2 separate regions of the Homo sapiens genome follow, and region 1 is linked to region 2. A link is a loop called in an ENCODE intact Hi-C map of the cell type or tissue named here. Cell type or tissue: heart right ventricle. All regions are shown on one strand. Links, peaks and the distances in the headings refer to the core of each region. The heading gives the core; the rest is flanking DNA.

Region 1 (15,447 bases), core at 2,399-10,398, 180 kb after region 2:
GCTGTTTTAAATTGGGCAAATTTTAAAGCTGAGCTACAGACTTTCAAAGTGAACTTGTAGATTAAAAGAAGTACAGTATTATGTTTTCCTCTGGCACTACTTTTAGAGGTTTCATCTCCCTTCAGATCCATGTGTACGTGTCAGGAATTGGCTACTGGTTCACTGTTATCAACTCTCTTAGAAAGATTCATTAATTTTATAACACAACATCTCTTAACAATGAATAGTTCTGCAAACAGGAGCTTCGTTATTTTATTCATCTCAAGCCTGCTTGGCATGCTGCAGGATTCTTTGGGAATAGAGCTTTGCAGGATGAGACTATTCCCATTTTCAATAACTCTTGCATCTGTTCTTGCAGTGTCATCAGTAAAGCAAATAATAAACCACTCTCAAGAAAACCTATAAAAGGGCTCTCCTCCCTATTCTGAGCTACAGCATAATCCTCCTAAAGACCACTCTTATCAGATTCAATGAAACAGTGTAAGCAAATTATTTTGGCTATTAACCAGTCAAATCATAGAAGGAGAATGAAAAAAGATGCCTGTGCTTTCACACTGGGGAGACCTTGCTTTAAGTACTAAATCTTGGATATGTTACTCGATCTCTCTGAACTATAGTTTCTACATCAGTAAAATGGGGACAACAGTGGCTTCCTCATAGAAGTGACATAATAATTGCATGAGATGGTAAAAGTAAAGTGTGAATGCACACCATCAATTATTGGCTGATATTTCAGTCAACAGTTTTATTAGTTAATAGACTTCCTGCTTTAAGTGATGAAAATCCAACTCAAATAGCTTAATAATGTGATTTACATGTCACATAGCAAGAAGTCTGGAGGTAAAGCAGGCACAAGTTCGGCAATTTCAATGGCACAATCACGCCCAAGGAGGTCCAGGTCCTTCCAACTTTCCACTCGAAAGTTCTGAATATGCTTCCTGGGCTAACTCCCTTCACAAGTCACAAGATGGTCTGTTTAGTTTTAGGGGTTGTATCTTCATTACTAAATGTCCATAGTCAGAAAATGAGGTTTTGTAGCCTAATATCTCTTGTAATTGTTCAGAAGTCCTTCCCAGGAGCCACCTGTCTCCCTCATTGGTAACTTGGTTGGGCTTGTGTCCCATGCTTATGTCCCTGCTCCCCAGACACACTGGGAAGACAAGTGGCATCACCATGATTAGCACTGACCAGTCCTGACTTGTCCCCTGGGTTAGATGGGGCTGGAGATGGGGTAGGCATCTGGACATACCTCCTGATTCAAAGCTATGCAATTACTATTAACAAGATATAAAGAGAAATAGTTGGTGGACAGATAACCAACAGTTTCTTACACAATTACCCTCTTAAACTCTACTCTAGACTTCCCATAATACCAAATGCTGAGAGAACACAAAAGTTGCTCCTTGTAAGGTGTAAGAATTGAATTGGAGGAGACAAAAGGTTTGAAGCCAACTCTAATGAAGTGTCATACGGTATACAGCAGTGCTTCTCAGGCTTTAACGTGCATACAAATCCCTTGGGAATCTTACTAAAATGTAAATTCTAATACAGTAGTCTGGAGTGGTGCTGAGATTCTGCATTTCTAAATGCTTTCAGGTGATGCTGCTGCTTCTGGTATGAGGACCACACTTTAAGGAGTTGAGACATAGACCGCATGTGATGCTAGATGTGTAGGAAGAGTGGAATCTGGATCATTCTGAAGTGTTTCTCAGAGGTGGCACGATACTGTGTGAGCCCTAAAGCTGATACGATTTTGATAGATGGAGAAGACAAAATATAATATGATTTGGGATCTTTTATGGAAACACATTTGCTAACTTGATAATACTAAGGACAGTAATGTGGTTATTAAGACACAAAAACAGAGTATATATTTCCTGGATTAAACAGCAGGCACACCATGCCAGAAAGCCATGGCTGTTAGGATTACCTGCTCTTATATACTTATTTTTTGTCTTAATGCCTAAAAAGAAATAGACAAAGTAAAAGTACATTTGTACCTCAGAGCAGAATAGCAAGTTACAATAACTCAACCAGGATTTGGATATATTTTCATGAATGGGAACAGGTCTTTTCCTAAAGATAAATTAACCTTTTTGAGATTTTTTGGTATCTTTTATCCCTCAAAATAACCCAAACAAAACTTTACCACTATCTTAATGGTTACATTTTTTCTTTCTTAATGCTATGTGTTTTCTGAATAAATTAGTCACATGAGTTCTTAGAAAATCAAGAATTCAATAAGGGAAACCAAAGCAAAGAGTAGATATGTTCTTAAAATCAACTTCCTCTTAAAAAGCGTGTACATATGTGGGTAAAAAGGCCATTACACCAGTTGACATTGGTTGACCAGCCAATAGCCCTGCTGAGGCAACACATCCATGTCCCTGAGTTATAATGATGTCATTTTTCTTTTGGGGATGTAACTGGAGACTACTTGAGAGGTCAAGAACAACAAAGCTATAAAAGGTTAAAAGGAAAAAAAGATAATTATGGAATGTCATTGCTGACATGTTTCTTGAGAAGCTTTCCATCCTCCCCCGTGAAGGCCAGGAGGCTGGTGGTTAGGAACATCAGGGAGACTAATGCATTTTTACATGGGATAGAATGAACAGCAATGGGGAGTGGAGAAAATAGAGGAGATACTAGCTCTGAATTTTGGATTATTATGCATTTGGTGGCTTGTACTCTGGAATAGTATATTCTACTATTACACATTATATGGTATTGTTGATCAAGTGAAAAAATGATAGGATTGAGTAATCAAAATAAATTAAGCGTGGAGGTCAGGATGCTAGCTTTGGCAGTCCTGCGAATTACCTACCTGGTTCTCAGTTTCGTCACCTGCAAAATGAGAGAGTTGAACCTGACAGTATTCCCCAAACCTGCCAAACATCAGAATAATCCAAGGGGTTTATTAAAAGCACAGATTCCTTGGATGCACCAAATACCTGCTGAATTAAGATTCCTGGAGTGGGGTGGGCTCAGGATGGGGCCCAAGCAATATGCACTTTTAAAAGGCTCCTTTGCTGATTCTCTTGTACCTCCTCTTCCCATGTTCGAGGACGCTAAGATCCAATTCAGCTCCCCAATCCTACGATTTTAATGTGACAGGGTGGTGATTTAGAAATAGAGAATGATTGAAAGGAAAATTATCTGGATAGCCACAACAATAGTATTCTTAAGTTATCAGTTTACTGTGAAATGGTTTTCACAGTGGTTGGGCTCCATGATTTGCCTCAATCTTGCCGCATGTCACCTTTGCCTTTGGGAATGGCCACCTATCAGTGCAAAACTGATTTGGAGGCAGAGAGGAGAGATAAACCACTTTATTTGTACCCGGAGATCCTGGTCTGCATTTATTCAGGCACAATTAAAAACAGTAGGGTTTCCCAGTTAACATTTTGTAAAGCTCACAAAAGATTGTTATTTTGCTTATTGCTTTGAAAGCCTGTCTGGGAGGAGGCATGTTTTGATGAAAGTATTGTCTTAAATCTGCAAACGCAAAATTGTGTGATGGCTTATGCATCAGAGGGTTGGTTCTAAAGCACTTTGTGGTCAACTCCAAGGGCCAGTTGAGAGCAGGAACTGTTCTTTCATCCCTTCTTCATAAGCTGCTGAATGTGTGCTTCTTAAAAGGACAGGCCTGTTTTCCTTAAAAGCTATTGTTGGAGTTTTGTAATTTTGGTGGTGCTTTTACTGCCTTATTGACTGTTAAAATGGCACCCTAGAAGTTTCATTTAGGGGAAATACATGCACATCTCATAGGGTGGGCGGACCTTCTCTGTATCTGTGCCTTTAAACTAGGCCAGTGGCTGCTGCACACAGCTGGCACTCAGATCCAAGGAGCTTTGCTGTTCTGGCTGATTTCTATGTTTGCGACAATTACCCTCTCTCACCACCTCCAGCCCTGCTCTCACAGCCCAGTTGTGTTAGTTCCTTTCCCCTCTATTCCATGTCTGTACTTACCTGGCCTCTGGCCTTCCCCATGTCTTCTACTCTTAGTCCTGAGGACAGAGTTAGAATTTGAGTGGTTTTTTTTGTCCCTGTTTCTTAGACCCAGGTAGTGATTGCCTTCTGACTGTATCTGCTACTTCAAGTGACTGTCCGCTGAAGAAAACTCCAGTCCCTATTTTTACATCATGGATGGATCCTTCCCCCTCCCTCCCTAATTCGTACCCCACTAAAACAACTTCCTGACATTCGGTCTCTGTGCCTGTGCATGGGGACTAGACTGATGTATGAGATTTGTCTTATTGCAGACATATCACAAGATGGTAGAATTAATAGTCTAACTCACTGCCTATCTAACTTTAATGTGCAGATGAATCATCTAGGGATCTTATTAAAATGCAGATTCTAATTGGGTAGGTCTGGGTGGGCCTCTCTGAGAAGCTCCTAGGTGATGCAATGCTGCTGGTATACATACCACATTTTTTGTAGCTAGGGTATAACTGATCCCAGAGGCAGTAAAATATAGAGCAGAGGTTTTGAACCTCTGCACTGGAATTCTTTGATGTATGGGGCTGTTCTATGCATTATAGTGTGTTTAGCAATATCCTGGCTTCTACTCACTAAATGCCAGTAGTATTCTCCTCTCCTAGTTGTGACAATCAAAACTGTGTTCAGACATTACTAAATGTCTTTTGGGGGGTAAAACCACTCCTGGTTGAGAACCGCTGGCATGAAGGTTATTACTAAGGGCTCTGGATTGGAATACCTGGATTCAAATTATAGCTCACCAACTTACTAGATGTGTAGCCTTGAGCAATTTGCTTTTCTGTGCCTCAATTTCCTTCTACATAAAATGGGAATAATAATATCTACTTTGGATATTCATAGGTTTGCTGGGAGGATTAAATGATTAAATATCCATGAAGTGCTTACAACTATATGCATGTGAGCACCTGGAAATCAATAAATGTTAGCAAATATTATCAACATTTCACTCTGTACTAGCCTTTTCATTAAAGAATACTAACTTACTGTCTGCAAACATACTTTGATCAATCAAAAGAGAATAAATATTACATATTCTTGGATTAATACAATGTAGTTTATTTACTTATCCAGACTAAGAACAGAAAAACAGCTCATTAAAAATACATTTTGGCATTTTGTATTGATTTGATTTAGTTAATTACTATCCAGTATCTGACACCTAATTAATTCCACTTGAACCTCATATAACAGTAGGGGGGTGTGGGGGAGGAAGATAAAGCATGCCTATGTATGCAATTCCTAACAAAAAAACAACTCATCTAATCTTCATCAAATCTAAGTTCTGAGATTTGGATAATAGTCTTGCAGTCCCCAAACCTTCTTCTAAGATTGGGCATTAGTAATTTCTATGACGTGTCAGGGTATAATGTTTTGTTATGTACTTAATTAATTTTTGCTTTTTCAATGGAAGAAGTAGGTGTAAAAATATACCGTGAATTCCTGCTACATTGAGATTGAAGTCACCCAGTGAAGGCCCAGGGAGACTCAAACTAGTGACTAGAAGATAAGGGTGAAACTAACTTGGTAGATGTGGAGTTTCAAACTTTGGGTGTCTGGCCTGTAGGTTGGTCTGATACACAAAGACCTCAGGGAGGAAATATGGCAGTGTTAATAGAACTGTGCCTTCAAGTTGGCTGGATTTTAGTCTCAGATATGCCTCTAACAAATCTGTGACCTCTACACAAGTCTGTGACAAGTCACCAAGCCTCTCTGGGCCAGCTCATGCCTGCCTTGGTAGTGATTAGCCCTTCCAGTAACCCAGAACCTGGCAGGCTCAAATACTCCCTTCCCCAGACATAACTGAATAAATCCTGCTGAGTGCTAACTCGCCACTTGGCACTTCTCTCAAAGCACACTACCGATGTCCATTCTGGTTGCAATAAATAGAATCATATTTTCCAGGCTCATAGGGATATGACTTGATTTAGTTAGTCATGATTCTATATTCAGTTATCCTGTATTCAGTGATTCTAATTAATGCCACCTATCTGCTTAGTGAAATTTTTAGGAAGAATCTTTCCTTTCATTGTCAGCACTTTTGCAAGGATAGCAAAGAGTTTACTTTGAAGAATCCTATCATTATAATACTTGAATTATTTTTCCATAATCATATACTGCCACTGACCTTGCATGGAACTTTAGGAATAAGGGCTCTTTAGAGTTTACAGGTGTCTGTGAGACAGCTTAGCTATGGAACAAGAAAGCAAAATGTGATTACTGTAGTTACACTTAGAGCATTTTTACATGGTGATAGAACAGCTGGTCATTTCAGTGGAAAAAGTCCACCGGTATTTGGTTTTATGTAAATCAAAAACAAAGGATGATAAATAAAATTTGAAATGTTGATTGAATTTGCCATCAGATGTCCTAGCAAAAATGAAATGAGAGTCATAGCAGTCTTACTTGTTGTCTAACCATATTCATGTACAGCCAATAGTTGTTGAGTGCTTACTGTGTGCTGGACATGATGTTAGACACGTTTTACGCATTATGGTTCACTTGATCCTCATTCCAAAACAATATGTTCATATTTACCACCCCACCCTGCCTCATTTTATGGTTGAGTAAATGGAAGTCCAGAAAGATTTAGTATCTTGTTCAAGGTCACAAGGCTAGTAAGTGATAGAGCAGACATTAGGTCTAAGGATTTAGACTTCAGAGCTCTTATCCATGATGCCAGCTCCATCAAACTTTACGCAGTAATTTTATTTTAAAATGTTTTCAGTATTCACACTCTCAGTGATACTAACAACATTCTAAATGTGTTAAATGGAAATTCCCTGGTACTTCAGGTTGGAGAATTATGCAATTCACATAAGAAACAAATAAACAGATTCTTCTTGGATATCACGGGCACATTGCCCAATTTCATTGCCTATTGACATTTTGGAGATATCTCCAGCAACAATATCTAGACTTCTTTGAGCACTTATTTTTGTTTAATAGAATACTATGTTTGCTATCTGTCTTCATTGTCATACCAAGGGAAGACCAATCTGCTATTCTACTAACTACTTTTTTTTCCCACTTATTATAATCACTGTAAATACAGAGCTGGTAAAAATGTCAGATTGGTAGCACTGCTCTAGGAAGCCACAGAAAGGAAGTGTAAATCATTTCCTCACTTCCTGCCAATAATCGCAAACCAAAACTTGAAAGGTGCATTTTTAGAAAGGAGAGACTAATTCGTGGTCTGAGGCAGTTACTATAAAATTTCCTTGAAAGCCCCAATTAGGAAGTGGAAGGATACACTAAAGTAAAAAGGAGTTGACTCCTTTAGAGTTGTAATGACTAAAAGAGAAAACACCTTTGGAAAAAAAGGACTTTGTATTTACTAATCACCATTAAACTGTTAGAAAGGAGAGTACATTTTTTATCTTCAAGTCTTGTGGTAAAATCATAATTAGTTTCTTAAGGGTTCAGAGGAGGTAACCAGGATGGAGAGCCATTCTCAAATCAATATGATTTTGATTGTAAGAAGTAGGGTGGGCTGGGCGCCATGGCTCAAGCTTTGCAATCCCGGCACTTTGAGAGACTGAGGCAGGTGGATTACTTGAGCTCAAAAGTTCAAGACCAGCCTGAGCATGATGGCAAAACCCTGTCTCTACAAAAAGATACAAAAATTTGCCAGTTGTGGTGATGCACACCTCTGGTCCCAGTTACTTGGGAGGCTGGGGTGGGAGGATCACTTGAGCCCAGGAGGCAGAGGCTGCAGTGAGCCAAGATTGCACCACTGCACTCCAGACTCCAGCCTGGGTGACAGAGCCAGAACCTGTCTCAAAAAAAAAAAAAAAAAATACTGAAGAAGAGAATAATAGGGGCCTCTCGTAATTATTCTAAAATATTCTAAAGAACTGTCATGTTAACAATAATGATATTAATAAAAATAATATCTACTGTTTGTTGGCACTTCTAGATGTTAGGCTCACTGTACATCATCTCATGTAATTCCTACCACAGCCTGAAGCTTTATGTACTTTTTTCACACCCATTTTACAGATAAGAAAATAAGTGTCCTAGAGGTTGAGAACCTTGTTCCAGGTTCAGGATAGTAGTTCGTGGTGGAGTCAGGCCCTAAACAAGGTCTGACTGCTTTTGGAACCCTTTCTCTCAACCACAATACACACTCCTCTTTGTGAATGAAGGCTTAGGTTGATTCTTATTCCATTCAGATCTTCGCAACAGATCCATGACTAATGGGTAAAAGTTACAGGATGGCATATTTAGGCTCACTGTATCTAAATTTAAAGTAAGTACATTTAAAGTCATCTATTTTCCGTGTTAAAGAATTTTGAATTTATTATTTAGGCAGTAGTAAGCTACAGATGGGCTTTTAAGCAAGAGTATATTGGATTTGGAGAAGGTAGGGAAAATAAGATAAAATTATTACCTTAGAAGATTGTTGTAAATAGTCTTGGCAAGAGGTGATGGAATCTGGACTTTGGGAACATGATGATGAGATGCTATATAGAAAACATATTCCAGAGGCAGCTAAGAGATAGGCAGGAGGGACTATTGATCAGCTGAGTGTGGTGAGTGAGGTAGAAGGAGGAGTCAGTGATGCTTCTGAGACTTCAGCTTAGACAACTGAGTGAGTGCCTGGTGACACTATTAACCTTGATACATTACAGAGACTGATTTGGGGTTGGAGAATAGGTCATGAATTTAGTTACAGGCTTGCTGAGTTTGAAGTGCCTGTGCCACATCAACATGGAGATATACCTTGGGCAGTTAGAAATCGGTCTCAAGTTTGGGTCCTTCACATTGGAGGCATGGGAGTAGATGGACACACCCAAGGAGCATGCAGAGTGGGAAGACTGGAAGGCCAAGGACCATTCACAGAGTGGTCATGTCTTTTCTGGCCATTGAGCAGGTGGTTGCTGGTGAAGGAAAGCTACAAAGAGAAAATTAGATCATCAAGCCTCAAATCACAAGAGAACATGTTGGGTTTTTTTTTTTTTTTTTGAGATTGTCTGCTAAATAAAGCAATCTGTGTGCAGCTGAACATTTCCAGTTTTGTCTTACAAAAGGCTCCTGATAGACTAGAGTCAGTAGAAACTGGTTCCAGGGTCTATGATTTAGGTTGGTATTCTTAAGAACTTGCCTCCTCTCCTCCTACTGCCCCCTTCACTCCAGTCATCTGGGAATTAACCCCTCTTTTCAAAATTATAGTTTTCCAACATTCTTATGTTCTGAAGAACTTTTCTGCATTAACAACATACCTATACTTGAAGTGTGATAAAATACAATGAAAAGATGTCAGGTTTTTGTTTTTTGGTTTTTTTAAAAAAAAATAAGAGCCTGAAATCACTTCTCTTCCTTTTTAATCTTTTTAAACATTCTTCTTTAACTAGAGGTGGAATGGTAAGAAGGCCATCTCACATGTTTTCTTCTCTTCATTTCTTGACAGTCTGTGTGACCTTGTACAAGACACCTCAGCTAGCTGGTGCTGAACTTTCCTTATCTTTTAAATACAGGCATTGGACTATATTTTTTGAAGTCCCTTTCAGGACAAATGTTTTGTGATTCCACAATTCAAGTTTTGCACATAAATGCCATTTAAATGTCATTGGTTAGATCACCAAAAGTCTAATAATTGTATAATCAGGAATAGATCAAATACCATTACAATAAGGTTCCTCAAAGATTGAAAAAGTCCTCTTTACAGGAATGAAATCAAAAGAATTTTTTTCATGAGGACCAAATCGCCATTTTGGTATGAGCTCTAATTAAATTAAAGCCTGAGAAATTTAAACTGGAAATATAGCAGAGCCCCTCCTGCCCCTGACTGACTCTAAAGGTTACAAGATAATAGAACATGTTCTTTGGGAAATGTACAGACTTTTAAGAAAGGTGAATAACTAACTTGTTGAGGAAGCTGTAGCTCTAAGCTACAACTCAAAGTGGGTGAACTTAGCAAGAAAGCCTGCTTTGACAAAAAGGGACACAGAGATCAGACTAGACTGGGTATGGTGTTGTCCTCAAAGAGCTGACAGCAATATCCCCTGAGAGATGGACCAAATCATGGCTGACATGGAAAGCCAATTGTCCAAGTAGGGGAAGCATGCTGAGTGCCACTCCTGGTAAGAAAGATAAAAGAAGCCCATAAATAGGAAGCTAAATGAAAGAGTCAATGATAGCATCAGGAGTAAGTTGAGAAGCAAGGTGTGAGAACATTTGCAGGGAGAGTAGTGCTGGATAAAGGTCATTGCACCATGAAAGCCTTCCTTTATATGTCTCCAGCTACCTGTCCTGAGAGTTTTGAGAAGCCAGGCAGAACCAGACACTAGGAGGTAAACTGCCTTTTGGGCTCTGAGCATCCTTGGTCTAGGCAGAGCAGACTGCTAAGGAATGGAAGTCTTTCCTTCCTTGAGAACTCTAGAAATTGGGCCAATGGTGCATACAAGTGATATAATGTTGTGGTATCAAGATGTGACTGTGTATCATGGTACCTGCACTTTCTATTTATTTCAGTGGACTTGGAGATGAACCCTTAGGTCAGTCCTGTCTCCCATCCTGTCACTGCTTCCCCTGCACCTTGGGCGAATCACTCCTTCCAGAACAGTGACAGCCATCACCAAAACTGAGAACTCAGTGTGACAAAAGGGCTGTTTTCACAGTTCTCTGGCAACATAATATAAAAGTTCACCACATCAGGCACATCATCTTAATCACCAGGGTCAAAAGAACCTTTAGACGTGACAAGTTGCTGCCTTCTTAGTTAACTTTTTCCCTCTGACTGGCAAGGAGAAGACTGCAAATCACCAACCAGGATGATCACTTCACTGTTTCATTTCTTTAGATTTGACTCTATCAGTTGCAAATATGGATTTCAGCAAGAGTCTTTTGTATTGAAAGGATATATGAAAGGAACCCAAAGCTCACACTTAAAGGTGAGAATGAACAAGGGCACCAGAATTCGTAAGGAAACCAGTGAATGCATTTCTTCAGTCCATGATTTTTTTTTTTTTTTTTTTTGAGACAGAGTCTTGCTCTGCCGCCCAGGCTGGAGTGCAGTGGTGCGATCTCGGCTCACTGCAATCTCCACCTCCCGAGTTCACACTATTCTCTTGCCTCAGCCTCAAGTAGCCGGGACTACAGGTGCCCGCCACCACGCCCAGCTAATTTTTTTGTATTTTTAGTAGAGACGTGGTTTCACCGTGTTAGCCAGGATGGTCTCGATCTCCTGACCTCATGATCCACCCGCCTTGGCCTCCCAAAGTGCTGGGATTACAGGTGTGAGCCACCGCCCCCTCCCCACGCCCAGTCCATGTTTTTTAAGGACCTACTCTGTGCCTGACACTGTTTCTTTAGGCACTGGTGGCTACAAGAATGAACAGGCTGACAAAGTTCAGCTCTAATTGAGCTTATATTCCAGTGGATAAACAAATACACAACAGCAAAATGTTACATAATGACAAGTACTATGCAAAGAAACAAGTAGGGGGATGTGATACAGAATGACAGTGGCTACTTTATTTAGGTGTTTGGAAAGGCCTCTCTAAGGTACTGACATCAACACTGAGGTCTGAATGATAAGAGAGAGGCAGCTGCATGCAGGTCTGGGGGTGAGTGTTCAAAGCACAGCACAGAGTTGATACAAAGTCCCTGAGGCAGAACTGAAATTGGCATACAAGACAATCTGTCAATGGTGACAGAGTAGAGAAGTAGAAGATGAATTCTTAGAGAAAAATAGGGGTCAGATTGAATAAAGAATTTGGAATTTATTCTAAGTGTACTGGGAAATCATTGGAGGGTTTTAAGCAGAAAAATGATTTTATCCAATATACCCTTTGGAAAGATCACTGTGGCTGCTATGTGGAAAATGGATTGTATGAAGACAGGCATGTAAGAACAGGAGTCCATTAGGAAGCTACTGCTATTACCTACTAGGAAAGATCATGGTGGCTTTGACCAGAGTGGTGGGAGTAGAAAAGAAGAGAAGTGGATGCCTGTGGGATTTATTTTGGGAGTAGATCTAACAGAACTGGTTATTTCCATGTAGGTGGAATGACAGAAAGCATGAAGGATAATTACTGGAGTTTGCAGGTGAACAGAATCAATGTTCAATTTGAAGTACATGTGTGATGTCAAAAAAGATGTCAAGGAAGCACTTGGATACAGAATTGGAGCATGGAGGTATGCACAGCGCTAGTGTGGAAGAGACAGGTACTACTCACTGCTTATTCCTTTGCTTTCCTATATTTTTTGATCCCCTCTTCATTTTGGTGGGTCACATGACTGGTTCTGGACAATGGGCTATGCCAACTTGGGCTGAAACGTAGAAGAGGGAATTTGAGTTTTGCAGTGATCCCTCCTGCTGCTGCCACAGAGAACAGCAATGTCCCAGATGGCAGAGCCCTTTTCAACCTGGGTCCCTGACTGGGTTATGTGAAGCAGAGTCACCATTTCCTCTCATAACCTGTATTAGTCATATAGGATGAGACACACATAAATCTTCTGTGTCAAGCCAGTAAGGTTTGGGAGCAAATTATTATTATTATTATTATTTTTACTGTAGCACAACTTAGCCTGTACTGACTACTACAGCCAAAGAAATGGATTAAGACATTACCAGTAAAAGGATACTTTCTAAAATGATGGGAATGGACATATTCATTCAAGGAGAAAGTCTAGATGGATAGAAAAGGGGAGACCAGTCTAGAGCCCTAATATGCCCCAGCATGCAGGAGTTGAACAGAAGAGGAAAGCAAGTGTTGTGTGAAGCTTAGAAAGTTAAGAGAAGAGTCATAAGAACAGGATTCTTGGTGTTGAAGTGCTGAGTATTGATGCAGAAGGGATTTTGCAGCATGCATAGACACTGCAATAGCAATTGAGTTTTCCCTAGACACATGGGTGTGAGAGAGAGCCTGTGCTATGATTTCGTAGAATTAAGTCATGACTGGAGCACAACACACTAAAAATGTCACACTGATAAATAAACTATTTCAAACCAGCAGGTCACAAAAACTGAGGATTTTTTTTTTAACCTGGCTCACAATTGGGCAGAGGCATATGTATTCAACACATCAAGCTTTTCTGACCTCACTCCAGACTAGGTTAGATGCTTCTCCTTGGGGTTTCCACTGCATCCACTGGATGCCTCTAAGGGTTGGTATATGGCAATTTAAGTGTCTGTTTCCCCAGATAATATCTCCTCCAAGACACTCTCCAGTGCCTACAGTGGTGTCTGCCACAAAGCGAATTCTCAGTCAGTGTTTGTTCAATGAATAAATAGTCTTCCATGGCACCTGCAAGAGCACCTCCCACAAATATAAGGTGATAAGGGTCTGGTTGTTAGAAACGTAAGGTGATAATGATTCTATTAACATCACATGACTAAGAAAAGTCTAACCCTCGGTTCAGATTCCTCACACATCCTAGTCCATTGACAAGTATTTAACGGAGTGCCTGCTGTGTACCAAAAGTTGTGCCATTGGAAAAAAAAGAAAATATCTATCTTAGCCTCTATCCTCAAGGAACTAGCAATGCAGTTGAAAGGACTAGCTAATGACTATGAAACCATTAGAGACCAGTAGGAAATACTACACAGTTAATTGAAAAACTGAATGGCAGAGACAATGAGCATTACAGGAGTATGATAATGGGAAGACATAGATAAATGTAGAATGAAATAATATCCAGGAAAATTTCATAGAAGAAGTGGGACTTTGAGGGAAGGTAAGATTTGCAAGACTGAGGAGGGAGAGATGGAGAGGACCGGAATCAGAATGAGTGGGAAGGTAAGGTGGGGCCAGATTAGGAAGGATCCCAAAAGTCAGTGAGGTGCTAATGAGAGGTGACAGCGTGCTGGCAGCCCTCGCAGCCCTCGCTCTCAGCACCGCCTCGGCCTTGGTGCCCACTCTGGCCACGCTTGAGGAGCCCTTCAGCCCGCCACTGCACTGTGGGAGCCCCTTTCTGGGCTGGCCAAGGCCGGAGCCGGCTCCCTCAGCTTGCGGGGAGGTGTGGAGGGAGAGGCATGGGCGGGAACGGGGGCTGTGCACGGTGCTTGCGGGCCAGCTCAAGTTCCGAGTGGGCGTGGGCTCAGCGGGCCGGCACTCCCAGCGGCCAGCCGGCCCCGCCTCCCCAGGCAGTGAGGGGCTTAGCACCTGGGCCAGCAGCTGCTGTGCTTGACTTCTCGCTGGGCCTTAGCTGCCTCCCCGCGGCGCAGCGCTGGGAACCTGCAGCCCGCTATGCCTGAGCCTCCCCCGCCTCCCCACCTTGGGCTCCTGCGTGGCCTAAGCCTCCCCGATGAGCGCCGCCCCCTGCTCCATGGTGCCCAGTCCCATCGACCACCCAAGGGCTGAGGAGTGCCAGCGGACAGTGCAGGACTGGCAGGCAGCTCCACCTGCGGCCCCTGTGCGGGATCCACTGGGTGAAGCCAGCTGGGCTCCTGAGTCTGGTGGGGACTTGGAGAATCTTTATGTCTAGCTAAGGGATTGTAAATACACCAATCGGCACTCTGTCTCTAGCTCAACGTTTGTAAACACACCAATTAGCACCCTGTGTCTAGCTCAGGGTTTGTGAATGCACCAATCCACACTCTGTATCTAGCTACTCTGGTGGGAACTTGGAGAACCTTTGTGTGGACACTCTGTATCTAGCTAATCTAATGGGGACGTGGATAACTTTTGTCTCTAGCTCAGGGATTGTAAACGCACCAATCAACACCCTGTCAAAACGGACCAATCGGCTCTCTGTAAAATGGACCAATCAGCAGGATGTGGGTGGGGCCAGATAAGAGAATAAAAGCAGGCTGCCCTACCCAGCACTGGCAACCTGTTGGGGTCCCCTTCCACACTGTGGGAGTTTTGTTCTTTGGCTCTTTGCAATAAATCTTGCTGCTGTTCACTCTTTGGCTCCACACTGCCTTTATGAGCTGTAACACTCACCACGAAGGTCTGCAGCTTCACTCCTGAAGCCAGCAAGACCACGAACCCACCGGGAGGAATGAACAACTCCAGATGCGCCACCTTAAGAGCTGTAACATTCACCAGGAAGGTCTGCAGCTTCACTCCTGAGCCAGCGAGACCACGAACCCACCAGAAGGAAGAAACTCTGAACACATCCGAACATCAGAAGGAACAAACTCCGGACCCACCGCTTTTAAGAACTGTAACACTCACCGCGAGGGTCCGCGGCTTCATTCTTGAAGTCAGTGAGACCAAGAACCCACCAATTCCGGACACACTAACTTATGCCATTCATTCAACATTTAGTGAGGCCCCGCCATTTGCCAGGCACTGTTGTATGTATGGGGGTTTGTGTGTGTATAGTTCCTGACCTCATGGGGCTTACATTCTTAATAAGAGGATAGATAATAATCATTGAAAAACTATGTAGCAAAATTTTAGATTGTGATAAAGGCTGTGAAGGAAAGGAAGACCAGATAAGAGATATAGAGAGATGGAGGAAGATATTTTCTATAGGGGAAGGTAAGAGAAA
Region 2 (15,447 bases), core at 4,353-12,352:
GCATCATTCTTGCCAAAGGCAACATCTCCGTGGGTTTGTCATGAAAGGCACATGCAGCTTTTGCCTGTAGAAAGACAGATGGAGACTTCAAAGGTTGTGTGAAAACGGTGCTCATGATGTTCCTGGAAGACTTCAGTGTTTTCATTGATTAGCAGCAGGGGCGAGCAACATCATCAGCATGTCTGAATGTCTCAATAATGACTTTAGTTTACTCTTTTGAGTTTAGAATGATTTTGGGGAGAAATTCTTTAGCATATTTACAGTTTTAGTATTTGATTTGGGGAAATATTTTATGTTTTTATATTTGCTTTTTCTGGAAGTACCCTTTAAATTAAGACTTGCTGAATCAACCTTTAACAAACTGTCACACTTTTCAAAAACATTTTTAATATAAAGTACATTGGTTATCTGTATTTTTTCTTATATATCTAGTAAACTCTTAGTACTTTAAACATTGATTTTCCAGTTTATGGAGTTTCTAGTCTTCCTTCCTTCCTTCCTTCCTTGCTTCCTTCCTGTCTTGTGATTTGTTTGTTCCTCCTCAGAAGGAGGAATTTGACTACAGAATCCATCATTCTATCAACAAATGCTGATCACATGTTTGTGCCCAGTGCAGTCCCTGCTTAATGAAAACTTGCTGTTCTTCTTAGAAAGTGCTATCCATGAAAAAGTTGTGATCGATCCAAGGTGGTTTGTTATCAGGTTCTGATTTGGTGGTCTACACTATGTGAGAAGGGTAGGAGGTGGGTGAAACCTAGAAGGAAAAAGCATTAGGCTTTTCCTAATGCATAGGCTGAGGAGAGGTTGCATCTTAGTTGTAAAGACTTTGGAGGATGAAGAAGAGTTAGACATAAATAAGATAGAGAGGAGAGCATCATAGACCTTCAAGGGATCATTTTTTTTTCAGCTGGGATGTGCTATGAACAAACAGGAGAAGCGACTTTGGGAGACAGTGTGGACTGGATTACAAAGGGCTTTGATTGTTGGAAAATACCTGATATAAGAGGATTTTTGGCTTTGTATGGTAGGCAATGAGAAGGCATTGCTGATTTTGACCCAATCCCTGAAAATCAGCGGAATTAGCATGATATTTTTGTAAGAAGCTTTGGCTAAAGCCATGACAGAGAGAAAACTGAATGAAAGTTTAAAATTAAGTTTTGGGAGATTTATCAGTTAACTTTAAACAATGTTAATCCATCTAGTTTTCAGAGATGACAGAGAATTAGCTTCATGTCATTTTCCTCCTTTTTATCTTGCCCCTTTGTACGTTCATTGATAGGAGATTTGCATTTGAAAAGTTTTATTATACATTCCAGTAGGAAAATTGTACATTGTTGATAAATGTATCTTTTATAATCCTTGCTGTTATTGGAACGCTGCTAATTTTATTAACACTTTCTCAAAGGAAAAATAAAAGTGAAATAAATGCCTGTGCAACCCCTTCATTATCTTGTCTGCCCTTGCCTCACTTGCTTTGCTGAAATTCTAATGGGAGAAAAAGGGGGCTGCCCAGTAATTTTCTTTTCCTCTGACATTTCAGCCCTCCTCCAGTTCACTGCTGTAATGAAAATTGGCAGCTTTTGAGAAAAACAGTAACCATTTTGAGGAGAGCACCTGCTACATGGACCATAAACAGCACAAGAACCTCTCCAGCCCAAATATGATGCCATTCTTCAAATGTATTAGAGAAAACCCTGTTAGATTGTCAGAGGTCAGTCAGTCTAAGCACAGGAGGTGGGCTGAACATTCTGTCCCAAATGTCTTATCATCCATAATGGTGCTCACAATGATCAGAAGTTTTCAAATTAAGGGCAATAATGTCCCAAGGTCATTATCATTTCTCTTTGGACTTTTCAGCAAGAAGTTAGGGCACCAGGTGACCTAACAGAATTAACATCAAAGACTATTAGGTTTTCACTCAGTTTTTTTATTTCTTTTTATAGAATGTTCCATTCAGCAGTAGTTAAAACAACTTCAAATTGATTTGCCTTGAAGGATGAATAAAGTGTGACTTTATTGCCACAAGCATAGTATTTTAACTATACCAGTTCAATGTTGAAGTTTGAAGGCACAATCTTAGGTTCCTTTTTATTGCAGCAATGGGACATTTGCTCAGAATCTGATAGCAATTCTCCTTTGGGAATTTCTCTGAGACAGTCAATAAAACACATAAAATAATCATGCTGTTTTCTCTTAAACCTTACATGATTATCACCCAACAGTGTCACCTACAGTGTTTACCGGTTTTGCTCTGTGTGACTTCTGGCTGTCCCCTAAGTAAGCTCCGCTCTGAAAGCACAAGGCTCTGTCATTATTGAAGATAATCAAGAATGTACTCTAGGTGGGAATTGAACAATGAGAACATATGGACACAGGAAGGGGAACATCACACTCTGGGGACTGTTGTGGGGTGGGGGGAGGGGGGAGGGATAGCATTGGGAGATATACCTAATGCTAGATGACGAGTCAGTGGGTGCAGTGCACCAGCATGGCACATGTATACATATGTAACTAACCTGCACATTGTGCACATGTACCCTAAAACTTAAAGTATAATAATAAAAAAAATCCCTTAAGAAATTTTATTCCAATTGATTTAAATAAATGAGTGCTCATATAAAATAAAATAAAAAAAAGAATGTACTCAAGGCTAGAATGGAAATTTCAAAAGTGGGTCCCTAGGGGATTTTCATGAATGGTAACATCATTGGAACAGTGTCATATTTCAAGATGACAAATTTAAACAAGAAAATATGCAACTAAGTGTACATATTCTTGATATAGTAATCAACAGCATAGGATTTGGAGCCAGATAAACTGTGTTTAAATTCTGGTTCTGCTACCTTGGAGAAGTCATTAGCTATGAGAATTTCAGATTCTGCAGGGGGACAATGGGTATTGAAATATCTTTTTTGGGTTGGGCGCAGTGGCTTACGCCTGTAATTCCAGCACTTTGGGAGGCCAAGGTAGGTGAGTCACCTGATTTCAGGAGTTTGGGACCAGCCTGGCCAACATGGTGAAACCCTGTCTCTACTAAAAATACAGAAATTAGCTGGGCGTGGTGGCAGGTGCCTGTAATCCCAGCTACTTGGAAGGCTGAGGCAGGAGAATCGCTGGAAACCAGGAGGCGGAAGTTACAGTGAGCGTTGATTTACTTCCCATTCCCTAAAACTTTATGGCTTCCTCATCAAACGAGACAGGTTGCTTTCTATCTCTTAGACGGTAAATATGGTTAATGTGCTGAGCAGTGTTGCACCCACTCTCAGGCACTTTGTTAGGAACAAGAGTTATTTAGTGACTCTTCCTAAATAAGGATTAAGTTAACTGGAATTAAACTACATGACATCTATGTACATATATGCATAGCTGCATACCTATTTATATATTCATCCATCCATTCATCCCTGTCTCACATGGCAAGGGCCTGATAAATGGTAGTTATTGTTACTAATGCAAGAAGAGTCATTGTGATCCTTCCTGTTCTCTAAGATCTAAACTTCTTGGGTGGCTCCATTGGTTGCTCTTCTTTTTTCCTCCCTCTCCTCTTCTATCGTCTTATCCCTTCATAAGTCAGTCTTCTCACACTTGTCATCATTTCTCTCTATCTTTTTTTTTGGTCGATCTCTCATAAATCCCTTCTCTCATAAATGAAGACCTGGCCTGCTTCTCTAGCATGGAGACAGAATGAGGATGAGCAGTCTGTGGACTCCACTTGGGCTTTATCACTTTCATGCTGAGCTGGACATTTACTCAGTCTCCTTGGCAAACAGGGGCAAGTTTGAATATTCTCTGCCCGCTTTTGGTCTTCTATAGAGGGACTGCTCCTCTGAGGGGAGGTGTACAGCCTCCTTCTGCTCCCGTCCCAGCTTCTCTATCTCAAGCACTTTTCTTTCCACCAAGAATGAGGGAGAATACACCAATCCTGCTGAAATTAGACACTTTCTTCTATTTCTGGAGTTAATGAAATATTAAGACTGTGGTTGTCAACCTGGGTGTTTAGACATCCTAGAGAGAAAATCAGGATTTCTCTGAGGAAGGGACAGGTGGGTTGAAAAGCACATTCACTATTATAGTACTACTTTAAGACTAAGTCAAAACCAAATAAAACCAAACACTGATTTCTTAAATAAAACTGCAAAAAAAAAAAAAAAAAAAAAAGCCCTCGGAAGATAGACTTTATCTTTGGAGCAATATAGATTATCAGTAGGAGGGTTTAGTATTCAATTATTCTTTTTGTTTTTTGAGGAGGAACTGCATAGAGAATATTCACCAAACAGAGAATACATTTTTAAAAAGTACAAACACTGATGAGAAATACTGTTTATGGAGTTAGCAAAACAGTCGTCACAACCCAAGCAAGACAGCCTGACCTGGAGGCTCCTAGGAGACCCGTTTCTATTTAATGAGAAGCTGGTCTAAGAGAAACCAACTGAGATTCACATGCCCATTGTATTTGTTTGGGGCATTTTAATTTGATGTTTATCTGCCCATTACAGAAAATTCACATGAAGTCTCAATCATAATAAGCACCACTTTTTTACTTCAATAAGTAGAATTAACAATCCCTGTGTGAACTGGATATATGAAATTGATGATAACCTTCCTTGGGTTTTTCTATTATTTGCCCCAATGTTATTGGCTATTTCATCATACTTTAGGAAAAGTGGAACTGCTGGCCAAACTCATAACCGTAAAACCCTCTAGTTTCACTCAAGTGAATCTCCCAATATTGATACTTTGGATATTCAGCTTTGAATATTACATCTTACCTACATAATAACATATAATCAATTGTTTATTTTTATCAAAAGGCAGACAAGTATTTGGCACAGGCATAAATTCCAGAAAACACCAGCTTTTGATTGTAACTCTTCTGACTGACTTTGTATGCTGCCCTTTGCTTGAAATACCTTATGCGGAGTAAACATGAAGAAAGCATGGTGTAGTGGAAACAATGTTGAATGTAAATAAGCATGGGTTTGAACCTCAGCTCTGACACATAATAGCTGGGTGAACCTAGATGATATATTTAAATTTTTTGAGCTTCAGTTTCCTTATCTATTAAATACCTTCTCTACAGATTTGTTGTGAAGGTTGAAGACATGCTTGAAGAGCATCTAGCATTCCTGGTACAAAGCATGATTCAGAAGCTCATTTTTATTTTTATGCACATTGGCTGACTTCTCCAGCTTGAAGTTTAACTGAGTAATATATATACATTCTTACACTGATCCCCCTCTCACATGTCCTAAAACCTTTGCCCATTGATGTGCATAGTCATAACTCTTACCTGTGTTTACACACAAATTAGTTTTACACATTCATATAACTATATACAAATACCCACAAACCCACTCAATTTAAGGTTAGACTGATTCTGCTTTTAGCACCTACTAATAAGACGTGCATAAGGGGATGGGAGGTGGGTCACAGAGCTTGATGCCACTTTCTACTCAACCCATTGATGCTGATGCTGTGATGCCCAGGAAAGGGAAGCTGAGAGCTGATTGCAGGAGGAGCCTTTGGCCCTGTACTGGTGTCTGCTCCAGCAGATACAAATGCATTCTAACTGAATTCCAGCTTTTTGGAGTCTCTGACACTGCAGAAAGCCCTACCCTTTGGACCACAAAGTGGTTGGCATGATATAAAGACAGGGAGGCTGATCTGATGCCAGGCAGAGCTGGGCTGAGAGCTCTTGAACTTCATCAAGTTCTGCTGTGTGTTTTGCATATCTGTTAAATAGTGTGTAAGCTTGTTAGGGGTAGGACCCATGTCTCCTTGCCGTCCTATTTCCCTGGGAGTTCTTTTTACTCAGGGGAAACGTATTGACCAGAAGAGGAGGGAGGAGCTGTGGTCTTGTAAGATGGTCAGTTATTGATTGCCACCTGACTGTCAGGTGCTGGCTGTTTAGCTGATTAGCCATCTGGACTCCTCTTGCTGAGAAAGACATGTCCTTTTTCTGGGCCTTGGTGAGAAAAGCCCTTTCAAGGTCAGGTAGGAGAAGGGAGAAGAGGCAGATGCCAATTACAGTTGTCTTTGTTAATGACACAGGAGTAAGATTTGGTGAGGTGGCTGGTAAATCTAGCTTTGAAGGTTATGTATAAGAATTACCTAGCGATTATTTTCACAATGAAAAAACATCTATACTATTTTTTCTGATTCTGTAAATAATACATACTCATTTTAAAAATACTTGTACAATACCAAGAAGTATAAGGAGAAAAGGAGAAATCATCTGGAATGCCAACATTCTGGGATTACTCGCATTAACATTTGGTGATCTGTTCTTTCATACAACTTTTTATGCATGTGGATCTAGAAATATCTAATTTCATGTAAATTATAACTGTTTATCAGATTCATAGGCATAGTTTTTCTGTGTGTGTCATATTAAAAGTGGTGTATATGCACTGCTCTACATCTTGCTTTTCTCAGTTAACATTTTGGAAATTTCTTCATGTTAACCAGTATGGATCTAACTCATGGTTAACCTCAGCACTATAGGCTCTTTGGGTAGGATAATTCCTTCATTATTTTACAGTGCACAGGGGCTGTCCCTGGGGCCATCCTGTGTGTTGTCTACAGGGGCTGTTCTGTGCATTGTAAAATGTTTAGCAGTACCACTGCTGTCCTGTACTTCAGCAGTCCCCAACCTTTTTGGCACCAGGGACTGGTTTCGCGGAAGACAGTTTTTCCACAGATGTGGATGGGGGAGGGGATAGTTTCAGGATGAAACTATTTCACCTCAGATCACAGGGCATTAGATTCTCATAAGGAACATGCAACCTGGATCCCTCACATGCACAGTTCACAATAGGGTTCATGCTCCTATGAGAATCTAATGCTGCAGCTGATCTGACAGGAGGCATACCTCAGGTGGTTTAGCTCACCAGCTGCTCACCTGCTGTGTGGCCCAGCTGCTAACAGGCCATTGACCAGGCCACAGCCTGGGGGTTGAGAACCTCTGTTCTACTTATTAGCATACAGTCACACATCACCCCTGGTTGTGGCAACCAAAAATGTTTACAGACATTGCCAAATGTTCCTTGGGGGGACAAAAATTTTCCCTGTTTGAGAGCCACTGATCTGATTTTTTTTCAATAGCTGTATTACATTCCACAGTATGGATCTGCCACTTTTAATTCAATAGTTCCTTTCCTAGTGATCATGCAACTTACTCCCAGTATCTTTTTTTGCTGTCAAATTGATTATTTCAATGGGGGCTGCCCTTGGTCCATGGTTATCATTTAGGAAGATGAATGTTTTGCAAAGACAAAACTCAGGCTGTATCTTTCTAAATACAATACTGCTGTGATTGGGCTTCATTCACTTTATTCCTGGGTGAGCCCTCAGAATGACCACAGGCCAGTGAAACTGATGGCAGGGCCTGTGTAGCACTGGGGAGCCCTGTTCCATTTATCATGGGTTCAGGTAGGTGCTCTTCAGCCCCAAATGGTGGTGGCCAGGTAAGAATGTAGGACCTGTGTTAGCAAATAACTTAATTTTCAAGAGAAGCAGAAAATCCATATTTTTATGTAAAAAGTTCTCCCAACTTTTCACGGATGAAAATGAATTAATTCTTTAGGAAAACATGTGCAGATGAAACAAAACAGATCTCCTGCCCAAATCTGGCCCAACAGTGGCCAGTCTGCAATCTCTAGTGTAGATATTTATTATTGAATGTGATCTTCACTTTTCTAGGGTTCAGTTCTTTGAACTGTGAGATGCTTGTGTAACTTTTTGGTGGTGAACATTGTGCTTTGATGCACTTTGTCTATAGCAATGTTTGCCTCTCCTCCAAATCCCCATCCTCTCTGAGAGAGAGCTCGTGCTCCTATAGTCTGTATTGTCTCCATATCTGACACTGCTTACATAGCCTGGGTGTTGGGGGCTGCTGGCTTACATGTTCTCAGGAGAATCAGAGTCAGTACTGTGTGATGCCTCAGAGTCTTGGATCTTTGATCTTCAGGACTTTACAGTGCCTAAGGTAGCTCTGTGGGAGGAGGTGTTTACTGGAACTTGGTGGCTTTCAGCAGCATGGAAGTTATGTGCCTGTTTGGAATCTGCTGTTCATTTAGAGAGTTTGTTGCGAATTTATTACCTGGTTTCTTTCCAGGCAAAATGTTAGAACCAGAAGGGACATTGGAGATCTTTGAATCCTACTGTTTCACTTTGCAACTGGGGAAATTGAGGCTCAGGGAGAGGAAGGAACTTAGCCAAGTCTCCACAGTTGGTCCCAAGGCAGGGGCAGCACTTCCGGCCCCTTCCTCCCTTTCCAGCATGTCTATGCTACCACCTCTGAGTGGGTGGCTTGGGTAGAAATCTTCTTTTTCTGCTTTGGGTTTTCAGCTAATTTGTCTGGATATCCATGTTTCTATGACCTATTTTTGGGAGGGGACACTTATGTGCTATGCATTTATTTGAGTTTTTGCAGAGCTAATTACCTCCCCAAGTGTTTGAAGACAACAGCCTTATTCTTTTAAGGCAATGTTTTAAAGATAATAATTTTGTCCTGGGAATAGATTAGAGAAAGATTTTGTCCTCTAATCTAGCATGAAGACTAGGTTATATCAGATTTTCAGATGCTGCTTCCAATAAATTAAATTTGGAGCTGATGAAGATTTTGAAGACACAGAAACATGTGATAACTAGCGAGCTTTAAGTGGAATTGGATTGATGGGAAGCTTGTCCTTTCAGTAGGAAATGTGTTGTACCACAGTTTCTATGGACTCAATTCGCTGGCTCTCTGCACCCACAGCTGCCAACAGCTCTCAGCTGCTGGAGAAAGCAGTCTGAGAGGAATGCCATGTGTTGGAACAGGCATTTATCCCAGTGCCAACTCTGCTGCCAGGATGCTGTCAGCACAGCCTAAGAAATGCTTCAGGGACTGCCCACCAGCTTGACACCTGGGTTGGCCAAGGTCAAAACCCTCAGGAATTTGACTGCTTGTTGGAGACTGCAACAGCAGAAGTGATCCCACAAGAAGAGACATACTGCCCCAACAGAGGACAAAGTGCGTCCCACTAGGAGCCTCAAGACCTTGGAGTCCCCTAATCCCTTAACTTCTATGAGCCTCAGCCGTCTTTTCTGCAGCACAGGAACAAAAATAAATTGCCTTTTTGATCTCTTAGAGATAATATTAAGGTCAGTTTTGTAAACACCGTACCCGCGTATGTGCACATTTGTGTGTCTTATGGGTTGAATTGTGTCTCTCCAAAATTCACATGCTGAAGTCTTAATCCTTAGTACCTCCCCAGTGACCTTATTTGGAAATAGGGTCATTGCATATGCAATTGGTTAAGATTAGGTGATACTGGAGTAGGGTGGGCCGTAATCCAATATGACTGGTGTCCTTATAAAAAGGAGAAACGTGTACACACACACACACACACACACACACACACACACACACGGATAACATGGTGTGAAGATTGAAGGTATGCTGCCCAAGCCTAAGAACTACCAGAAGCTAGGAGCAAGACCTAAAGCAGAGCCTTCCCTATACCTTCAGAGGGAGCATGGCCCTGCTGGCACCTTGGTCATCTAGCCTGCAGAACTATGAGACAGTAAATTTCTGTTGTCTTAGCAAACTAACACAGTATAAAATATAGTGTATAAATATAGACATACATTCACATGTAAAAATATTTAAGTGTCAGTAGCAACCTCAACCAACATCTTGGGCCAGTACAACTCTGGTCATGGTAGAGTGTAACGTTAATTGAGTCACAATAGCAGGCTGGGCTGATGATGAAGCTTAGGTACGTGGATGTGCAGACTAAATAGTAAGATCCCTGAGAGCAGAGACTGTATAGATAGTACTGTCCTTGACATTTTATCCTGAGCATGCAGCACAACAACTAGCTCATGGGTGGTCTTATTTGTTGAGTGGATTAAAGGTTACGATCATTGCAATTATTATTACTCCAAAAAGAAGGCCTGAACACATTAAGCAGTCACTCCTCATTCCCTCCAGGCCCTGTCAACAGTGAATGTATTTTCTTTCTCTGTGGACTTGCCTATTCTGGACATTTTATATAAATAGGATCATATAATATGTGGCCTTTTGTAGCTTGCTTCTTTCAATTATCATAGTGTTTTCAAGATTTATCCAACTGTATTGTGAGCAAGTGATTCATTCTGTTTTTAGTGCTGAGTAATATTCTGTTTTATGGATAAAGCACATTTTATTTATCCATTCATCAGTTCATGAACATTTGGGTTGTTCCCAATTTGTGGTTATTTATAAGTAATGCTACTATGAACATTCATGTACAAGTTTTTTGTGAATATTTATGTACAAGTATCCTCTTGGGTATATGCCTAGGAGTAGAATTGCTGGATAACTCTGTGTTTAATTTTTTGAAGAAGTGCTAAACAATTTTCCACAGTGTGTGCACCATTTTACATTCTCACCAGCAACGCAGAAGGGCTCAAACTTCATTTTCTCCACTTCTCTGCCCACATTTGTTATTTTCTGTTTTTATTTATTTATTTTTTAAATAGCTGTCCTAGAGGATCTGAAGTATCTACTTGTGGTTTTGTTGTGCATTTCCTAAAGGATTAGTGATATTAAGCAGCTTTTCATGTGCTTATTGGCCATTTGAATATCTTCTTTGAAGGAATGTCTATTTAAATCCTTTGCCCATTTTTGAATTGTTTTTAGTTGCAGGAGTTCTTATATATTCTGGATCTTAATCTCTTATCAGATATATGATTTGCAAACATTTTCTCCCATTCCGTGGGTTTTTAAACTTTTTTGACAATGTCTTTTGATGCACAAAATTTCTTAATTTTTACAAAGTCGAATTTATCTAGTTTTTTTGTTTGCTTATGCTTTTTGTGACATATTTCAGAAACTATTGCTTAATCTAATATCACGTAGACTTACATCTCTCTTTTCTTCTAAGAGTTTTATAATTTTAGCTCTTATATTTAGGTCTTTGATTTATTTTGAGTTAATTTCTGTATGTAATGTGAGGTAGGTGCCCAAATCCATTTTTTTTTTTTGCATGTGGCTATTTTTTCCTGCACCATTTATTGGAAGACTATTCTTTCTCCATTGAACAGTCTTGTCCTTCTTGTCAAAAATCAGTTGACCATAGACATGTTAGTTTATTTCTGAACTCTCTCATATACATATATACATATGTGTGTGTATTCCATATATATTGTGTGTGTATTCCATATATACACACACATATGTATATGTATGAGAGAGTTCAGAGATATATGCACACACACATAGGTACAAATGTATATATGCTTATGCCAGCATCACATTATTTTGATCGGTATAGCCTTGTAGTAAGTTTTGAAATCAGGAAGTTTGTATCCCCCAGCTTTGTCCTTTTTTTCAATATTGTTTTGGCCAATGAGGCTTTCTTAACCATCAGGGATAGCTAGGATTTAGTCAAGCATCTGAGTTTGGCAAATTGATTGCAAGATAACTGTCCCCACTCCCCAACATACCCCTTCCCAGAATTGAAGACATCTCTGCCCGTGATAATAGCTCTAACCTAAAAGAGAATCTGGCCATACCAGAACAATGGAGATGTTGGTGATTGAAGTAGCTAGTCACTTTCAGTGTTTTCCTTGGCTTTGTGTCACATTGAAATTCAAATATGTATCATCTCACTTTATTCTTCAAACATGTACCTGAAGCAGGTAGGGCAAATGTGCTTATGCCCATTGTATAGGTGGGGAAAGTGAGTGCCAGACTCCAAGACTTGTTCAGATTACAAAGCTAATTCATAGCATAACAACTACTAGACATCTCTCGGCACTGTATACTTTTTAGTTTTGAAAAATATGTTTTAAAAATAATTACATGAATTGTACATGTTAATTATTATATAAGTAATTATTGCAGATAAGAAGAAACAAAAGAAAACAAGAGAAGATATTTTAGTCTGTTTTTTGTTGCTTTAACAGAATACCTGAAACTGGGTAATTTATAAAGAAAAGGAATTTCTTACGGTTATGGAGGCTGAGAAGTCAGAGTCAAAGGGCCATATCTGGTGAAGGCTTTCCTGCTGGTGGGGACCCTGCAGAGTACTGAGGTGGCCCATGTGAGGGGGCTGTGTGTGCTAGCTCAGGTCTCTCTTCTTATAAGGCCACTGGTCCCATTCCAATGATAAGCCATTCAGCTATCTACCAATTTATCCATGAATGGATTGACCCATTTATGAGGTCAGAACCCCCATAACCCAATCTCCTCTTAAAGGCCCCACCTCAATACTGCCACAATGGGGATCAAGTTTCAACATGAGATTAGAGGGGACAAATATTCAAATCACAGCAGAAGGAGAAGGAGGCGTGGAAGCAGAAGCAGCAACAGAAGGCAAAGAAGAAAGAGAAGGGTTACTCATGATCCCATTACTCAGAGAAGAGCCACAGACTGTGGGATTACCCACTGGACCATGAGCAGGGGTGTGTCAGTAAATGTTTAGCAACTGGCTCTCCAGAAAAGTCATGTCCTAATGTGACACCAATTTCTATTGTGTAAATACTTTCACCATGGCTGATTCCAAGCTACCAACCTGGCAACAGTGAATGTAGATTTGGGAGATGACATAGTTGGCTGTCAGGAGCCAGTGCCAGCACACCACTGAAGGGGATCCTAGTTTCTTGCTGCTCAAAGTAGAGTCCATGGACCATCAACATTGCCATCACTTGAAAGCTTCTTAGAAATCCAGACTCTCAGGCTCTACCCTGGCTTATGGAATTAGAATCTGCATTTGAACAAGCTCCTCAGATGATTCCTATGCATATTAAAGCTTGAGCAGAACTGCATGTCCAATACAGTAGTTGTTAGCTACATGCATCTGTTGCATATAATACATAGCAAATTTTGAATACTTAGCATGAAAAAAAAAGGTAAAATATCTAAAAGATTTTTTTTGTATTGACTACATGTTAATAAATATGGTAATATACAGCATAAAAATGTTATTAAAATTAGTTTACCTACTTTTTACTTTTTAAAAATGTGGCTACTAGAAAACTTAAAACCGCTATGTGGTACACATTCTATTTCTGCTAGAGAGCATGACGCTAGAGCATGGGATCCCTAGAACTCTGATTGCTTTGTGTGTCCCCAGGCCCACCTTATTCTAAACCCCAACTTAAGTTGACCTGAGCATTTCTAATAAGGTAATTAGTTGCCCATGACCATACTTTTAGGAAGGGCAAAAACCACATCCCTCTTCTTTTTACTACTGCTCGTGTGCCCCACTGTGAACTCAGAAGATATTAATAAGCTAAAATGAATAATTACCTCTCTACCATTGAAGTCCTTGAGAATATTCAACTTCCAGAGTGAAGGAGGATTCTGGAAATGAGGAACACCCTGCATGCCTCTTCCTTCAACTGTTGTTATCCAGGAGGACCCCCAGGCAATGGTGTATTGGGCTGAGCATTATTTCTAGGGCTCTCAATGATATCTCAGGGACTCATCTCTGCGACAAAGGAAGAGTCACTAAATAACTCTTGTTCCTAATAAAGCGCCCGAGAGTGGGTGCAACACTGCTCAGCACATTAACCATATTTACCATCTAAGAGATAGAAAGCAACCTGTCTCTTTTGATGAGGAAGCCATAAAGTTTTAGGGAATGGGAAGTAAATCAAGGCTTCCGTTTGCCTTGTAAAAATGCACTGCCTTGTGCTGCATCTCACCCTTCACTCACACGAGTGTATTTTTATTCCTCTGCATAAATAAAGCATGATTTGTAGCCACCCTCTTGACTTGCTCCTGGCACCAGGTTCAACAACCAAAAAATTAAAGATGGCATTGCGTTTCTGATGAGGCCTGAGCATTAGTATGAAATACCTAAAATACTTGTAAGATGAAAACAGCTGTAAGCTGGGAAGGGGCAAAAAAAAAAAAAAAAAAAAGAAAAAAAAAGATAAATCTTCCTCCTCAGTCCCTGTGACAGTGCATGCAAAATGCCTGATGCAGTTCTAGGTACAAAATAAGACCACAAAACAGTTTGCTTCACCTTTTCTTTCCAGGTGTTAGCACCAAGAGCACTATGAAGATAAGAATAGATAAATAAGTGAGCATTCAGATTCAGTGAAAACAACCAGCTTTTAAAATTGTTTCACAAGATCAGCGGCAAGTGCTAAACTGTGTGCTACAGTCATATGAATCTGTGGATATTTGGAGACGTGACATTTTGTTGGTTGATTTTCGTTGCCATTTTCTTCTTTTTGACCCAGAGTATTTCAGGCAAAAGCTGCTTTGTTGGCTACTAAGTCTGATAGCTCCTTTTTGCTTTTCCTGAACTTTAATTTTAGAGCTGATGTGGAGAGAAAATTGAGGACCACATATCTTATAGAGATTGTGGAGGGGGTCCCATGGTGGGAAGGTCCCGAGGGGTAGATGTCTGGATCGAACAGACCGATGAAGTTGGACTGAGGCTTGGGGACAGAGGATAAATAAGAGAACTATGGAAAGTGTATTGAAAGTTGCGAACTTTGAGCTGCAGAAAAGTGTTCAAAATGGATTATCCCATCCTGCAGCCCTTGAATGAAATATTGGGGGCTGAGATGTGGTATCTATGGGTGTCTGGTAATTGGGGAAGGAAGACAGAGGAAAGCTGTGCTGGTGAATTCGACTCAGCAGGCCCACTCTTCTAGGAGGGCTTGTGCATCTCTAGTGTATGTTTTCCCAGTCAGCTTTTAAAGCACCTGGGATATGTTTGGTAGAGAATGTTTTCTGTCTAGTTTACCTGACTTATTTATTTATTTTTACTTTTAGGTTTTATCTAAAGAGTAACATTCTCTTTAGGGCATGTTCCCTTTTATAGATCTTAAAATATAAATTTTCTGTTAACAGAATTTGAAGAAGGCATTATCTTCATGTCAGAATTTTATATAAAGCTTCAACGTTGAGAATAGCAGGGAATAAATAACATCATATTCTAAAAAGGACAGTGGACATGGTCCACAACACATGAAGACAACGTGGAAAACTACAGAGACTCTAGCACCTCCTCCACCAGCCTATATTTAAAAAAAAAAGCCTTGGGATTGGAAAGAATGTGAGCTGTGGGTTGTAGATCTAGGGGAGATTTTGCCCTCTATTATCCTGAGGTATTTTCTTCCAAGCCAGTTGAGAGCATTGTTTGTGGAGATTGGTGGGTGCCTGCAATAAGGGAAGATTAGTCCCTTCCTCCCCTTTGAGCTGGTGTCTGTGGAGCAGCAGAATCCATGTCTCTGCTTGGACCCACATTTGGAGCAGAGTAGGGTATGATGAGAAAGGCTTCTGCCTCTTCACATCTGTCTTGGGAGTTTGGGGGCATGTGAGAACCAAACCATGTCTCCTGATTACCTGGAGAACCCTGAAGTCTAGAAGTGGCCTGGAGTAGCCTGAAGGCAAGATGAGAAGAGAGGGCAGTCATGGGGCAGCCTGCACACTGCATTTGACTCAGCAGGGATGATTGA

The links. Hi-C counts contacts between places; a loop is a spot of excess contacts. Peaks named below come from ENCODE experiments on the same cell type or tissue, not always from the same donor. Only the 100,000 strongest peaks of a DNase experiment are listed, where the experiment ranks them.
Region 1: it touches region 2 in a loop (2.5-fold over the local background); 2 of 110 quality-filtered maps call a loop at or near these places.

Annotation. Positions count from the first base shown.
Region 1 is chr2:136,744,488-136,759,934 of GRCh38, forward strand. No RefSeq gene overlaps it. Among named protein-coding and RNA genes, the nearest start is that of THSD7B, 13 kb to the right of the region's middle. In heart right ventricle, for the core only: no CTCF peak of the experiment used is centred there; a DNase peak (open chromatin) is centred at 5,733; H3K27ac peaks cover 1,297 bases.
Region 2 is chr2:136,563,726-136,579,172 of GRCh38, forward strand. LOC105373633 (a long non-coding RNA gene) reads right to left here and starts at 12,179. Exons shown (of 3, transcript XR_923360.3): 1 at 11,979-12,179. In heart right ventricle, for the core only: no CTCF peak of the experiment used is centred there; a DNase peak (open chromatin) is centred at 8,836; H3K27ac peaks cover 338 bases.